2 separate regions of the Homo sapiens genome follow, and region 1 is linked to region 2. The links are chromatin loops, found by intact Hi-C in ENCODE. Cell type or tissue: Caco-2. All regions are shown on one strand. Links, peaks and the distances in the headings refer to the core of each region. The heading gives the core; the rest is flanking DNA.

Region 1 (5,393 bases), core at 292-5,291, 220 kb after region 2:
AGATCCCAGCGACCCTTTTGAGTGAGTAGCAGCCAAGGGAGGGGCCGAGGGGGTGAGGGCAGGTAACTCATTGCAGTGTTAAACCTGGGCTCAAGAAGACAATTATCTCTAACAAAATGGAATAAAACAGGCGGCAACAATATGCAAAACATCACAGAAAGGTCAGACCTACACCCTGTAGAAAATTACAAGCTGTATCGAATTCATGGAACACCCCTTCTTAAACTTTGCTAAGCATGAAACTGTACAGATGAAAGAACCAGGAAAATGCATAAACAGAAAATACATAGAAAAGGAAGGCATGTTCCCTTCTTAGATGCTTTCTTATTTTCAGTTGTTTCTGTTCTTTTGACTTTTCCCTAAAGGATTACTGAAAACAACTATTTTGTTTTTCTTTTATTAGAAATTGATATAAAATATGAACCAGTGTTTAAGCCTACTTTCTATACCCTGTTGAAATTGTGTACCTATAACGGAAGCGTGCTCCTAAGCAGGTGTTCCCACAACTGAAACATGGGGAATTCAATCAAAGTGATATACCCAGAGTCAATTATCTTTGATAATCCTGCCCCTAATTTAAGTACATCCTGTACAGAGAAGAATGTACAGCAATGATCTAATGATTAATTTCTACCAAACGACATCCTGTTTTTTCAGTGTGGACATAAGAAGTATGCATTTAAAGAAAAAGAAAAAATATGTATAGTTTAGTTTGACAGACTATCAAGACCTTTCATAGTGAATGGTAAACTTTTTCCAACAGTTAGCCCAGAGATTATCCAAGGTATACTATATATCTATTCCTTATACTGCACCCTTTGATATCATTAAAATTGTTATTTTAAAACTATTATATATGTTTTTCTTAGTACAAGAAAAATGTCTGTGATCAAGGCTTTGCACACTCTGAGTCCATTTAAAATGCATTAAAAATATCGTCTTTTCATCAATAATATGGGCCATAAAAGTTTGCAGTAAAGAAGCTACTGAGTACGAAAACCACTTCCTTGACACTAACAGTTTAAATTACAATCAACATTTCATAATGATCAGGAAAATATTTCCTACACTTCTAGTCTTTAGAAAAATGAACTCCTGGGGAAGCAAAGGGAATTTCAGAAGACGTTAGCCTGATACCACGCGAGAGAAGTCGTTTCTTTTGTAAAATGAAGCGCTCTCATTAAATATCCAGAGCTTCTGGAGTTCAGCCTCTTTTGACGTGATACTTACTGGAGAGTTTTTGAAAAGAAATAATAAAGGACCTTTGTTACTTCCTCAAATGCTTTGGCCAAAATTTCATGGGTATTCAAAACTACTAGAAAATCTTTTTAGTAATCTAAGCAAAGTGTTTCTAATAAGCATTTGAAGTGAGCTTAGCTGAGAGATGTTCTTCAGACTTCTCTGAAGGCAACCATCTGAAAGTCTTGACAGAGGGGCTTAAGGTGGGACGAGTGACAAGGTTGTGAGGTGATGCATATGTTAATTAGCTTGATTTAGCCATTCGACAATATGTACGTATTTCAAAACATCATGTTGTACATCATAAATATATACAACTTTTATATGTCAGTTTAAAATATAGATGAGAAAAGAAAATAAATTTAAAACGTTTTAAATGTAAAAATTTTTAAAACATGCGTGTGGAGAGGAGTACAAAAGGGCCTTAACCGTGGTAGAACTGTTATTAGGTGCTGGCCCACAGCAGAAGAGCCACAGTTCGGCCGCTATGATGTGAAAGTACACATTTTAAGGGCTAGAACTCACCCAGGCTGGCTTTCCAAATACCGTGATAGTGACTGGTTATAATGACCTTTACTTTATTTGCACTGTGATAGCAGAGTAGGGGTCCTGCTTCCTGAAACAGTAGGATCAAAATGCCGTCAGAGGAATCTGCAGTGGAGACAGTTATAAAAGTATTCTCAGTGCCTGCACTGACAGTCAACATTTTTGTCAGGCTGACTCTGACTATGGCTATTACAATATCAAGCACCTTGCTTAACCACAGAGCTGGCAGAATTGGTAACTTTCAGAACTAGGTTACCTCTTGTTTCTGTCCCCTACGTAGGTGGTTGTTGAACTGTCAAAATTTGCATTCATCTATTGCATATTACTATCTTTCTGCCTTAAGTCTTATTGATTCCTAGGAATGTGGACACTTTAGCCTCTTGTAATAAATGTAACTTGCAGGAGGTGTCCACTTTGATCTTATAAACCGTGTTTGCCTTCCTGATAATAAAAGAATGGTTACCCAAGCAGCTCTGAGCAGCGTATCGGCAATTTCATTATCACGGCAGTCACCTGAATGTGCTCATAAACAGACAAGCTTTAGGCTAAAACTTGCTTCTCTAGCTGTAAAGCTTTAAGGTACACAGAACGAAGGCAGTCTATCTATACAGCTTTCTTATAGTCTTCCACATTTCAAGAGGCTGCCGCCAAAGTGTATGGTTTTCTGTGGGAAGACAGGGAGAGGAGGCTGAAAGGCTAGGAAGAAGGGAAACAAAGAAGAATGTGCAAACGTATCTCAAACCCCAGTATTTTTCATACAATAAGGATGCAAAAATTATCTTTCTGTAGCAAGTTTATCAAATGTCTTAAGTGACAAGATTTGAATTATCTAATTTATTCTGCCATTACTTGAATTTTCAGTGACTATTATAGCAGTGATTATAGCAGTGTTTTCCAACCTGAAAATTCTGTGAAATTAGTGGGGCATTAACAGTATTTAATTATTAATTAATTGGATTGAATTCAATTGAAAATTTTAGAATGTTATACTAATGGGTAGGTATAAGTGTCATTTCTCAAATATTCAATTTCAGTTATAAGGCATATATGAACCTGATGTGGTATAAACTGTATTTCTTCACATAGACTACACAGTCAAAGTGGTCATCATGTACCAACTTTCTAAACTAGGAATCAAGGCCTTCAACAATCTGACTAGAAAAGGAAAACTCATGGATAACTTTGAGCATTAAGAAAATATTTACTGATATTTACAAAGGGATCCTGTTTTTCAACAAACTGCTACTAGAATATAAGAGAAAAGGCAGCATTCATGATTCAAATTATTATATGGTGGTCATAATTCCTGTTGGATTGGATACATTTAAGAAATATTTTGGCTGGGCACGGTGGCCGCGCCTGTATTCCCAGCATTTTGGGAGGCTGAAGTGGGTGGATCATTTGAGGTCAGGAGTTCAAGACCAGCCTGTTCAATACAGTGAAACCCCGCCTTTACTAAAAATACAACAATTAGCCGGGCATGGTGGTGGGTGCCTGTAGTCCCAAGCTACTTAGGAGGCTGAGGCAGGAGAATTGCTTGAACCCGGGAGGCAGAGGTTGCAGTGAGCAGAGATTGCACCACTGTACTTCAGCCTGAGAAACAGCCAGACTCCGTCTCCAAAAAAAAAAAAAAAAAGAAAGGAAGAAATATTTTGGGGCCAGGAACAGTCACTCACACCTGTAATCCCAGCACTTTGGGAGACCAAGGCAGGCAGATTGCTTGAGCCCAGGAGTTTGAGACGAGCCTGGGCAACATAGCAAAACCCTGTCTCTACGAAAAAAATATATACATATATAGTGGGGCATGGTGGTGCACGCCTGTAGTCCCAGCTACTTGGGAAGCTGAGGTGGGAGGATCACCTAAGCCTAAGAAGTTGAGGTTTCAGTGAGCCATGATCACACCACTGCATTCAACCTGGGTGAGACCCTATTGCAAAAAAAAAAAGTTGAATTAAAATAAACAAGAAATATTTTGGGTTATTATTAAGGAAGAAACCAGAATGTTCCCTCTTTCTGGTGGCTTTTATCATGATGTAATGCTTTGAGGAAATTCTTGTTATTCATGGCTTTTAGAAGGTTTTCTCATGACTGGTCCATCTTGAATTCAGGGCACTTAGCAATGAAAGACTTTTCTGTGTGACAAAACATAATATGCTCCTTCAGCCATGATGACAAAGAGAAAGATGTTCATTTGCTTTCTAAAAGTTTAGAGTGGGCCCTAAGAAATTATCTTGTCCAAATTCCCTTCAATGTGAGCAACCACTAAACAATGTCCAAGACAGGCATCCAACCTCTGCAGTAACTCATCTTTAAAGTAAATTTCCTACCTCAAAAGATAGTCGTTTCTGTTAGACTTATTGACAGAAATGTTTTCCCTTGTATGAAGAAAATTCTGCCTTCCTGATCCCAAATTGTCCTACTTGAGATACGAGGAATATCTAATTGGTCTTTAATGACAGAGCTATTAGAAATATTTGAGAATAGTTGCCATGCCTATACTGCCCAAGAGGGAAAACAACAAAACATTTTTCTTTTCCAGGCTACATATTTTCAGTTCTATCACCATGTTTTCCAGGTCTACTAGAATCTTGTAAAAGTTCACACTCGTTGATGTAATGGTTCAATACATGTAAATTCACTTCACTGCTGCCAACGTTTCTCCAACTTGTCTCCAAGGGCAGCATGAAATAGTCCATCCAGTATATCAGGTACCCAGGCCCTAATACATGACTCTGTCAACTATAAAAATCAAGTTAATTTCTAGAGAATTTATGCAGGTTCCTAGCTATCATGCTTCCTTTTGCTAAATAGAAATAATCGATTCAGCAGTTTATTCAATTTTGCAAGTTGATTATATTTTTCAGAATCCACCTCTATTCTGTCTTTGTGATTGTGGAGAAATTATTTTTGCACTGCCAGTCTTCCTCAGATAGAGCTTCACAATTCCTTAAAGACTTCTAGAACTAAGAGTTTTAATCACCATCAATGGAATTCTTGCCTAGACTTATTAGTGAGAACTGACATTCTCTATTTTCCATCTATGGTATACATCAATTTCCAAAATGCTTAAAATAAATACATATATACAGCAGCGGGGAAATTCACAGGCTAAAATCATCCTTTTTTTTGGAGACAAAGTCTCACTCTGTCACCCAGGTTGGAGTGCAGTGGGACAATCTCGGCTCACTGCAACCTCTGCCTCCTGGGTTCAAGTGATTCTCCTGCCTCAGCCTCCTGAGTAGCTGAGATTACAGGAGCACGCCACCATGCCTGGCTAATTTTTGGATTTTTAGTAGAGACAGGGTTTTGCCATGTTGGTCAGGCTGGTCTTGAACTCCTGACCTCATGATCTGCCCGCCTTAGCCTCCCAAAGTGTTGGGATTACAGGCATGAGCCACCGCACTTGGCCACAATCATCCATTTTATTCTCTCAGAAACCACTATGTTCCACAGACATATCAGTTTGAATTCAGTAATTCCTCATCCAGGGCCAATATCTAGCCTTCAAATGTCCCTAGGCATGGATAGCAATAGCCGTGACCCATTGCCAAGGACCTCAAGTTAGGCACTTCAGACATGAAAGATCCTCTGACATGGGCCAAAGGTGA
Region 2 (5,393 bases), core at 92-5,091:
CTTATTTTTAAAAGCATGTTTTTATATTATGTTTTAATGTTGTCCAATTTAGTACTGTCCGATTTTTAAAAATTGTATTTATAGTACAAATCTAAACATGCCTATATAATTATGCCTCTTGGGAAATATCCTTATTGGATGTCTCAGTCTGTTCTAGCTGCTATAACAAAGTACCATAGGCTGAATGGCTTATAAACAACAGAACTGTAGTTCTCACATTTTTAGAGGTTAAGAATAAGAGGTCAGGGTGGCCCCGTGGTTGAGTTCTGATGAGGGCCCTCTTCCAGGTTGCAGACTACCATCTTCTTATATCCTTACATGAGAAGAAGAGGAGTAGAGAACTTTTTGGGTCTCTTTTATAAGTGCACTAATCCCATTCATGAGAGTTTCACCTCCATGATCTAATTATCTCCTAAAAGCTCTACCTCCTAATATCATCACATTGGAGGTTAGGATTTCAACATATGAATTTGTGGGGGAGCACAAACATTTAGTTCATTGCAACTGGAGTATTTGTGGGTTTGAGTAAAAAAAATATTACAAGGAGAGTGCTTTTAAAACATCATAGAATAGTGTTAGAAATACCTATTTTAATACCTTTTAAGTGAGAATTTTAAGAGACCTGAGTCATTACGAACTAGGCTTATCTTCTTCTTCTAACTCCAATCTCTGGATATCCTGATATCACAATAATGCTTTATACTCAGGCACATGAATAGAAGCTATTGAACCCATCTAGTGTTAAGAGAGATCACAATAAAAATATTTTACTTAAACACTTTCCACCCATATATTCCTCTAATCCAGAGCAATAGAGGGAAACATTCTAACATTGTTAATGAGAGAAATCTTACGTATTGTTATATTTAAAGTATATCTTAGGGTTAATAGAATAAATGAGGGGAAGGTAACAAAGTGAAATTCACAAATGCCTTCGGTGATGAGTAATTTCAATGGCAAACTATTTTTTTTCCAATTTCATCAGAGTATCACCTTATTCTAATCAGCATTATTATCTTGGATATAAAAGAATTAATAGATAACATGCTTCTGAAAATTACAAATAATTTATCCCTGGACCAGTTAACACTGAATGACAAACTTGGGATCCAAAAAAGCCCTGACAAATTGGAACAATTGTCCAAATCAAATGGGAGAACACTTAAGAGGGACAAATATATCTAAGTATCCAACTTTGTAAGTACAGTTGCAGATCAAATAATTTTAGGACCTATACTTGAAAAATAAGCATATAAACTTATATAAAACATATACATATATAAAAACATATAAATATATAAACATATAAGTGTTATGCAGTTTTTGAAAGAATTACTATTACATTTTAAATACGACTTTTCTTTTTACTAATTTATTCCTTAACATTTTCTTGAATCCTGGATGATGCTATTTAAGAGTTATGTAAATATAATAGAATGTGTTAAAGAGTGTGACTGGCCAGGTGTGGTGGCTTATGCCTGTAATCCCAGCACTTTGGGAGGTTGAGACAGATGAATCACTTGAGCTCAGGAGTTTGAGACCAGCCTAGGCAACATGGTGAAACCCCATCTCTACATAAAATACAAAAAGTTAGCTAGGCGTGGTGGCCTGTAGTCCCTGCTACTTGGGAGGTGGGAGAATTGCTTGAGCCCGGGAGGCAGAGGTTGCCGTGTGCTGTGATCATACCACCACGCTCCTGCCTGGGCAACAGAGGGAGACATTGTCTCTCAAAAAAAAAAAAAGAAAAAAAAAAAAGTGTGACCAAGATCAAGAAGGGGTTTCACCCAAAAGAATGATTTATTTTTCTATCCTAGGAGTTGTTTACACCTGAATTCAAATGTTTATTCAGAGCCTGCATGAATAATCATTGAAGACTCTCAGGTTCTGTGATCCTGTGTAGTTAACAGAAAACAACACTCTCTTTACAAACACTCTGTTTCTCTTTAATTATACTAAATTTCACTCTATAAAACACTTCAATTTTAAAATTGCAATAGTTTAATCTAAGGACAGTATTATTTCACTTTCTTGTTTGTACAATATTGTATATACACATATATACATGTATATTTTATAGACTTACACACTATCAGTTTTGGGAAAAGCAAATGAATATATATAGGATATCATTATTCAAACTTACTATGTAGAATTTTTTATTCACTTGAGTAATTCTAGACAAGGAGACATTTACATATTTATCACTGAATCAAGGATTTTAAAATCAGGCATATTAACACTGAAATGGTTCTTTTGTAAAAGGAAAATACAGTAATTTGAGGGAAATGTATAAATAGCAAAATTACATTCTTTTAACCTTGCATGAAAACTCCAAAAATTAATTGGTTACATAAATCCTATTATTTAACAATATAAGTGAGAATATTAGCTATCCAAATATTGCCAGATGTAATTAATGTCCTTAAATATTGCCCCATTAGCATGCATTCTTATGAGCTGGAGTCACAAAACTAATGGATTTGCTACCCAGGGGACATCAATTGGATATGACACTGCCTCAGTTCTCTGCACGCCCTATTCTACTGTCTTTATTATAACATGATTACTTTTCATTTGATTCTATAAATTGCATTCTATCAAATTACTATAGTGGAGCCTGTGATATGATACTCTCACTAATTAAAATCTTTGTTTTCTCTACACTTGGGTTAATATAGATAGTTATTTTTCTTGTTTCTTACTAACCACTGGAGAAATACGTTAGGAAATACTTCAGGCTCAGCATCTTTTGTGTCATTAAATAATAGTTATTTTTGCTTTGCCATATGTAGAAAAGAGTCTACATTATTTTGCTGTGGGGAGAGGTATGTAACAATTACAGTAAATGCTAGAGTTTGAGTTTTCTAAGAAGTGAAATTCTAGTCAGGTAGGATTTGATAATCTAAATAGACCAGTGACTGACATTCCATATCCTTAGAGACTTCATAATGAGAAAATCTCTACATTCAGCCAAGTTTAATTTGTTGTCAATACATTCTAGCATTTAGAGAGGACTTTGAAGACTCCCAGCATATATTCAGAAAATACTGGCAACATCAATAGGATTATTTGAGTGTGGGGACATTAAATCACACAAAAAGTATATGCTTATTCACTATTGTTCTAAGAGTCCTTCCTCCACAAAATTTGAAAAAGCCCCAGGCAGACAGAGTCCTAGTTTGAATGCTTCTGCCTTTTCATTTCTTTTTTTTTTTTTAAGGTAAGATATTTGGCTCAGATTTCAATTGTGAATATTAGAGAGAATTCTGCTGCTTCAGATCTTCTCTATCCATGGCATTTTCTTCCACTGTCAAATAACTGGATCTGTCACGACATCACCACCTTTGGTATTTAGGAACCTAAGGCAAATTCCCTGGTCTTATTGCATGACAAAATGATCTCTGGCTGCACAATATATAATTTGATCAACAACAACTTAAAAAGCTTCTTTATTATACATAGGCCATCTGCCTTTTCTGTGTGCAGTATCTGAAAACACAGCAAAATCCTAAAATACATGATCCAAACATATTGGCAGTGATTTTTTTTCTTGGAAAATCAAATAAGAGAACCTGTCATTTTTCTTTAGAAGTTTGAGGCGAGTGACCTCTGCATACCTCTCATAATTATTTCTTGCTTCTTAAATGCCAAGTGGCTCATTCATAACAGCAAAATATAATGAGGACCTTCGAGATAACTGCCATTAGAAACATGTCATGAAATGTATCAGTACATGCCAGGCTCTTGATTACAACCATAAATATCCAGAAGACCAGTTGCAGAGCCCAGTGCCAGTTTGACATTTCCAGTTGTAAGACTAATAGAAAGGAGCAATTAACAAATAAACCCTCTCCCTCCCACCCCTCATTCATGCCTTTGCTCTACAAACATTTCTAAATTTACGTCTACAGTTCCATGATGGATTTTAAAAGTTTTAAATCATGCAATTTTGGTACCTATCATCCAAACACATAAACAAATTCTTTTTGAAACAGTCAGAAATGTTATGATATTTCTTCTCCTTGAACTCACACTTTGATTCCATTATCCTTATAAAATATTTTGTGAGACTTGACATTTATTCTATTATTTGCAGCATAAATGTTACCCAGTAATTAATGCCACTCACTTTATCAACTATATCATCAATATTTCAAATTGTTCTTTATTTCTTTCTTGTTCAGAAAGAACAAACTGGTACAGTTTGTACCAGAAGTTTCTTCTCTTCCAGGAAAATGTATCATAGTAAGATTATGGAGGAAACGAGTCTTTCCTTCATAAAGTAGGAGAAAGGTATGGGAAGGAGAAATTGGAAAGGAGAGCCTGTCAGCTGCAGTACATTCCTAGGCAGATTGACTGAAGAAAGTAAGTACATATAGAGTTTGAAGTTCTAGAAATTATTCCTTTAAAACTATTCATGTGGTTTCTTAATCCTGTGTACATCAAATAAATGCGCATGCAGGTCTAGAAAGCCAGTATGCTAGTTGCAATGAATCTGTGACTCTGTATATGTTATCAGACCAAGTATGTCCTGCTCCTCTATAAAGGCTTATAGATTTTATGTAATTAATACATATTTGAAAACCTCATTTTGTCGTTATGTATAACTGTTAAAAATGTACAACTATGATCATGGGGGGCATTTAAAAAGGACTCTCATATGCCAAAAATAAAGAAAAAAACGACTTGATTGGTCTAACTTGGGAAAAATATTTTAATGTATTGCTGAGTTAAGAATAAAATCTGAGACCCTACTTGCCAGTTGTTATTAACAAACAGCCACTGGTTCTAATAATCTAAATATTAACCCAATTACATGATGCCCTTAACGATTTAAAGGTATGGCTTTATCTTTTTGAGAAAGGAAAAAATTTCTTACCATTTTCATTATTTCTCTTAAGTAAAATTTGCTATAACTCTACCACCTGGCAGTTATATATTGTGCCAAGGAGGATCATTAACTCTGCCGGTCTCAGAAGTGCTGGTGTGCTACGTCTGAGCCATGACATCACTAAGATGTAGGTTGGTGCAAAAGTCATTGCGTTTTTTGACATTAAAAGTAAGGGGAAAACCTTCAATGACTTTTGTACCAACGAGTCATAGAAAATGCTACTTAGTCACATTGCTTATAATGGATTCCCCCACTCTCATCCAGATTGCCAGCTGATGAGAGTGTATAATGTGCCTTTAAAAAAACAACAGCAAAAAAGACAATCTCTTCTTCTTTTACTGTAAGAAAGAAGAAATTTTTTATGAAAATACTGGGTAACACAATGCAAATTTTGAAAATGAAACGACAAAAAAGTTAACAGGTAAATTTCTAAATCCTGACCTTGTTCCAGTGTCATAGTAGAGGTTTTAAATAATTTGACCAGTGTAGGATTCGGACACTC

What was found. Hi-C counts contacts between places; a loop is a spot of excess contacts. Peaks named below come from ENCODE experiments on the same cell type or tissue, not always from the same donor. Only the 100,000 strongest peaks of a DNase experiment are listed, where the experiment ranks them.
Region 1: a loop joins it to region 2, with 3 times the contacts of the local background. A loop is called at or near these places in 3 of 110 quality-filtered maps.

What each region holds. Positions count from the first base shown.
Region 1 is chr4:172,813,703-172,819,095 of GRCh38, forward strand. GALNTL6 (polypeptide N-acetylgalactosaminyltransferase like 6) reads left to right here. Exons shown (of 13, transcript NM_001034845.3): 7 at 1-21. Among named protein-coding and RNA genes, the nearest start is that of GALNTL6-AS1, 90 kb to the left of the region's middle. In Caco-2, for the core only: no CTCF peak of the experiment used is centred there; a DNase peak (open chromatin) is centred at 2,279; H3K4me3 peaks cover 464 bases.
Region 2 is chr4:172,594,718-172,600,110 of GRCh38, forward strand. All of the region lies in intron 5 of GALNTL6 (polypeptide N-acetylgalactosaminyltransferase like 6), which reads left to right. Among named protein-coding and RNA genes, the nearest start is that of GALNTL6-AS1, 130 kb to the right of the region's middle. In Caco-2, for the core only: no CTCF peak of the experiment used is centred there; no DNase peak of the experiment used is centred there.